2 separate regions of the Mus musculus genome follow, and region 2 is linked to region 1. The links are chromatin loops, found by intact Hi-C in ENCODE. Cell type or tissue: gastrocnemius. All regions are shown on one strand. Links, peaks and the distances in the headings refer to the core of each region. The heading gives the core; the rest is flanking DNA. Region 1 overlaps Lrrc9 (leucine rich repeat containing 9). Region 2 has its middle 4.1 kb from the start of Pcnx4.

Evidence for each region. Hi-C counts contacts between places; a loop is a spot of excess contacts. Peaks named below come from ENCODE experiments on the same cell type or tissue, not always from the same donor. Only the 100,000 strongest peaks of a DNase experiment are listed, where the experiment ranks them.
Region 2: a loop joins it to region 1, with 2.2 times the contacts of the local background. A loop is called at or near these places in 7 of 42 quality-filtered maps.

The regions. Positions count from the first base shown.
Region 1 is chr12:72,460,601-72,463,523 of GRCm38, forward strand. Lrrc9 (leucine rich repeat containing 9) reads left to right here. Exons shown (of 32, transcript NM_001142728.1): 10 at 191-322; 11 at 2,725-2,901. Among named protein-coding and RNA genes, the nearest start is that of Lrrc9, 20 kb to the left of the region's middle. In gastrocnemius, for the core only: a CTCF peak has its summit at 1,453 (motif pointing right); DNase peaks (open chromatin) are centred at 777 and 1,463; H3K4me3 peaks cover 276 bases.
Region 2 is chr12:72,530,832-72,533,754 of GRCm38, forward strand. No RefSeq gene overlaps it. Among named protein-coding and RNA genes, the nearest start is that of Pcnx4, 4.1 kb to the right of the region's middle. In gastrocnemius, for the core only: no CTCF peak of the experiment used is centred there; a DNase peak (open chromatin) is centred at 1,654.

The DNA.
Region 1 (2,923 bases), core at 130-2,629:
TAGAAACAGAATATCTTGTTCTGGATCTAACTGCTAACACTCACGTTACTCCGCCACTGAAAGCAAGAGGTAACTGATTCTCAAATCCATGCTACGTGCATGTTCTACGGCACATGAACGAACAGCTGTGTGCCAATGCTGTGAGTCTCACATCCGATGAACCCCTGCATGTGTGTTTTGTCTCTGGTAGGATTGAAGCGATTTATCGGACTGAAGTAAAACAGAAGAAGAAGACTCACGGCTTACTGACCCCGTTTCTGCTAACTGAGCTGGAGACTGTGGGCAATATCCATTTTGAAGAAGGCACTCAGGCTGATGACTGGTAAACCTGAGCTTTGAGTAGGGCTCCAAAAGTAGTTGTATATTTGATCCTGAGCCAGGTGATCAACTTGCAAAGTGTCTCATTTTCAAAATAGTTTTTAGCAAAATATCCATCTGTTGAAAATTTGCTGTCATACATCTTCTACCTGTACCTTTGTCTCATTGCCTTATCGACATGAGACAAGCCCTGGACACCTCAACGGGGTCACTCAACACCCATTCTTTTTCTTAGCCAGTCAGCAGAAAAAGTATATGGGGAGTTTGTAAATATTTTAAGAAAAAAGTTTATGTCCCACTGCTGTCCTCGCGATGTTTATACAGTTGCTGGGCAGATAGTCCTGGATTCTGAACACTGGCTGAAAGCCAGAACAGAGCAGAAACCAACTGCACAACTGGCCACAGCAGGTTGCCACCGTGGAGGCCTCCTGGCCATCCTGCTGGCCTGTAGTCAAAGGGGAAGCCGTGTGGGAGCTAAGCCGTCAGTGGGAACAAGGCCATTGGGTGGTGGGAGAAGGGGCACAAAGCCAGACTTCAGGCTGCCGGGTTCCCTGTATCACAGCCAGTGGGAAACGATCTGGACAAGATGAGAATGAAACTCGGTTCATTCCAACTTTGTTAGCCAGACCTGTTCTAACTCCTGAGTCTGACACCAGGTGGTTTACTGTCAGCATCTTTAAACAGAACCGTTTGTTACTGTTTCCTTGTGTAATACAAGCTCAGATCCACAAGGAGGCACAATTACATCAACCTACTCCAATGTGCATGTCATTTCTTGCAAGAAAGTGGGTTCTGAAGAGAGACTGCATGTATTAGACTAAGGGCCTACGGAAGGAGCTGCCAAGATCTGGGTCATACATATGACATAGAGGTCATTTGGGCTATCTGTCACCTCCTGCACTGATAAAGCCTTTGGTGGTAAGTCAGGTGCTCTAAGCTAGGAGTTCAGATAGTGGGCTCAGAAATCACCCGTCACAGAAGCCCTCACACCTATGTTACATAAATGGTCACAGGGTAAATGAATCTCATAAAGAATCATTTGCTTCCTTGTTAAATGGTCTCTCTTTCGGTCTTAATCTCCATTCTGTGCAATTTTAAGACAAGACTGTAATTTTATTAGAACAGCCAGATGAGGGCAGCAGAGAGCAGACCAGTCATCGAAAGGACCCGTGATCTAGAGTTTCTCAAAGCTGCCACATCCTCCTCTGGTTCTCAGATCACTTTTCTCCCTGGAAGATCTCTGAGGCTTCAAGAAGGTGCCCTCTGCACTCCTTACCCAAGGCTTCTCTGCTAAGTCTTTATTCTTTAGCATTTGTCATATTTATGGCTTTACATATTATTGAATATCTACCCCCTTTGGAATATAAGCCTTAGGAGAGAGAGGGTGGACACCACCCTTCTCACTATGTGCCCTAACTTAGGTAGTTCTTGGGATAGAGTCAGAGACAATGATATTCCCAAAGAGGACAGGGCCAGTGCTGATGATGAGCCAGGGTATGATTCAGCATGCATTTGAGATGTGGTACAGGCGTGCTAGCGGGTGAAGAGGAGTGGAGACAGCCACTCCTGCCATTTTTAACTACTGGTTGGGGCCAGGTGCTGAGTACTTAGCTTTGAAAGTCCCTTTGCATATTTACTCGAGTGTTTTAGAAACCAGTGGATATTCAAACTGGGTACTACAGCTACATTTGGGTAGAAATGATTATTTGTGTATGAATACATACATGCATATATATATATATACTATATATATATACATACATGCATGCGTACATACATATATCATGCATGGATACAAACATACATACATACATATGTACATGATAGATAAAATCACCTAGGGACAGTGGAAATAAGAGAGCTATAATTCTGGTTCCTGGTGAAAAGCAAGCTTTCCAAGTCTATTGGAGACTGGGGAATAGTTCAGTGACAAAGGACTTCTCTGATTGCAGAAGGTTCTTGGTTCAATCCTTAACACCATAAAAAAAAGTAAAATAAATGAAAATTTAAAAAGAAATTATTTCAAGGAACCGGAGGGGGGGCTGGACAGAAAGAAAAGAAAAGTTGAAGTCATAGCCTGAAGGAAAGTGGCCAGGAATATGTGGTCACACTGAAGCTAATCAAATATTCTTAAGAAGGAAGGACTATTCAGTCAACATCGTTTTTAGGTAGAAGAGGTAGATAATAGATAATAAAAAGAACATTTTACTGTGTTTCAAATTTTAGCATCTTCTGTTGATCAAATATGCCCAGTGGAACAAAAACACAGCTACTGTGATCTGATGAAGTATGTTTAGCCAAAAATATCACAAACTAGGATCTTCAAGGTCTATTTCATACCCTTCAGCGTGTTGAAGGCAATCCACTGTTCTGCTTTTTGTGTGTGTGTCCTGTCTCCCCACGTAGGTTTAACTCCTGCTGTGAACTAATCCTGTCGCGTTTCTGCACCTGGGACTTCAGAGCGTACGGCATCACGGGGGTGAAGGTGAAGCGGGTCATTAAAGTCAACAACCGTATTCTGAGGCTGAAGTTTGAAGAGAAATTCCAAAAGTGTTTGGATCTTGAAGACACACAAGATCCGGAGTAAGAGTCAGTTCTGTTACAA
Region 2 (2,923 bases), core at 248-2,747, 70 kb after region 1:
CAAGGTAGTGGAAAACAGATGAAATGTAAAGACAGGCAGACACAGGCTCAATCCTAGACTTCATTTGTTTGACTTCTCTGAAACGCAGACTCCAGCATTTAAAATTAGATTAGCAACAGATGTCTCCTGGGGGTCACCATTAAATGAAGTGCATAAGAGCACTTACCACTCACTGTATTGCCTAAGTATTGTAAGAATAAAGTACTACCTGGAGTATATCCTTCATCACATCTCCATCCTGCTAATTCTTCTTGCCTTTTATAACTGGACTGCAGCCATCCGTCATTTTCTCAAAATATTTTGTGTCCTACTTCTGCATTCCTGTAACTAGAGACGTCCTTGTTCATCTCCCAAGCTATATTTTCATAAGTCCCTTGAGAATCATTTTATTTTATTTGACCGTTTTAGCTCCAAGAATCAGTGTGGTTACTGGTAAATAAGAACCATGATTTTAATAACTGTTGGATGGCTACTGTATCCACAAATAATAGCTAATAGTTTTGTACCGTATAGCAGGTATTTCAACAATAAAAACAGGTTAATGCATGTTAATTCTGGTGGGTCACAATGAGTACTCCTGAGAATAAAAAGCGTGTTAAAGACTTACACACACACACACACACACACACACACACACACACACATCCAGAGTTCACCCTTAATAAACACTTAACGTTTTACCCATTTCCATGCTAAAATGATTTAAGATTATTTGATTTAATTCAATCTCCTTGAGCCTCTGTGGTTAAATTACCTTGTTAGTTCTGTTTTATAAGACATGGAGGCCTGGGACAAAAGAAATAACTTTCAAAGCCCATGAGCAACGAATGATGCTAGAGATGTCCAATCTAGGTTTCCTTAGACTTCTTGGCAGTAGCTGCACTTTCAAAGATTCTTAAAAAAAAATTTATTTATTTAATATATATAAGTACACTGTAGCTGTCTTCAGACACTCAAGAAGAGGGAGTCAGATCCCATTACAGATGGTTGTGAGCCACCATGTAGTTGCTGGGATTTGAACTCAGGACCTCCGGAAGAGCAGTCGGTGCTCTTAACCACTGAGCCATCTCTCCAGCCCCTCAAAGATACTGAATGTGGTACTCAGACCCGGAGTGACGGAGTTTAGCTTCCCCAGCAAAGAGGGGCGCCTGCGGGCAGACCAGGGGCACATTCTCTCATAACCTCTCAGACTGTGGAGACACTGGCATCACTGACATCTGAGTCTGTCTGCCAACTGTGGCTTTCACTAGCACATCGTTGCTACCTCAGAGTGTTCTTCCATACACTTTCAGTAAACCACAATTTACAGCTATCGAAGTGCTTAAGTGCTTTAAAAGTCGATTTATATTTTTTGCTATTAACACAAAATTATTGCCCCATTATGTTCTGAAATCCAAAAGGCTCTCCTGGACCCTCTATTTACTATATAAAAATAAGAATATAAGCTAGAGGGAAAAAAATAAAATTTTGGGTTAAGATCCAAATAAGTAAGTTCTCAAACTATTTGAGGCTGTCAAGTATATAAAAGTGTCAGAAGGTTGTTCACACTAGGAAACACAAGGAACCTTACAACAACAGCTCGGCTTCAGGGTTCCCATGAAGGAGTCAGCTGAGATGGACTGAGGTTAGACCTCTCAGCAGCTATCTGAACTCCCAGCTGTCAAGCTGGAATGTGTCCAGAACGGGAAATACGGATGAAGAATCAGGGTGGTGGATGTTGAGGGTACAGGGAAGTTCTTAGCAAGAATAATGGATGCTAAGCTAAGAGTCCTCAACCCGAAATGAATGCTGCACTAGGAAACTATCCACTGCATTTCGGAGATAGTTGGAACATACGAACGTTTCCTTTATTAGCAGAACAGTTATCTTAGTAACATGTTTCAGTGATTGCTATTTTGGTTCTCCAAATATAAGAATGTAGCCACAAACCTACTCATGGGGGAGAAAGAGATGGTTCCACATATAAGGCATACCTTGCACATACATCTTGTTTAGTTCTGGACCACCTCGGTGAATCAAATGTCAAAACAGTCACAGCCGTTTTGGTTTCTCAGTACATATAAATGCTTTACCCAACTATATTGTAGCTTATTAAGTGTATGGTGGCATTGCATCTAAAAACAACACACATACCTTAATTACAAAGTAGGGGGCCCAGAGGATTGGCTCAGCAGGTAATAGTGCTTGCTGTTCTTTTAGAGGACCTGGCTTTAGTTCCTCACAACTAGTTTTTCACAATTAGTATCCGCATTGGACAGCTGACAAATACCTTTAACTCCAGGCCCAGAGGACATGACACCCTTCTCAGGCCTCAGCAGGTGCCTACATTCAAATGCACAAATTCATATTCAGAAATTCACAAATTCATATTCAGAAATGCACAAAACATAACTAAGTTAAAATAAAATGTAAAACATTTCATTGGTAACAAATCGCTAATGACCTTCTGATCCTTCAGAATTATCACCAATAGTGGGCAGTCTTGCCTCAATGCTACTGGCTGCTGATTGGTTCCTAATGATGGCTTCTAAAGCTTTGGAGTGGCTGAGGCAAATTCCTGAGACAATGTTTTCTTCACTGATTTATTCTTCCTTCCACAAACAATTTCGTGTGATGCTATTTGATAATATGTTAGCCAGAGTAGAACTTCTTCCAAAATCGGAGTTGATCCTTTCAAACCTTGCTACTACTTTATCGAGCACACTTAAGCATCTGGAACCCCTCATTGCCTTCCAGCACGACCATTAGCATCTTTTCCAGGAGTAGATCCCATCATCTTCTTACACAATCATCATCTTTGCCCCTTGCTAAGATACAGCTACTCATTGTCATTGTTTTACCACAGAATTACAGTAGCTCAGTCAAGTCTCCAGGCTGTATATACTATATATACTGTATATCAAGTCTCCAGGCTGTATAAACT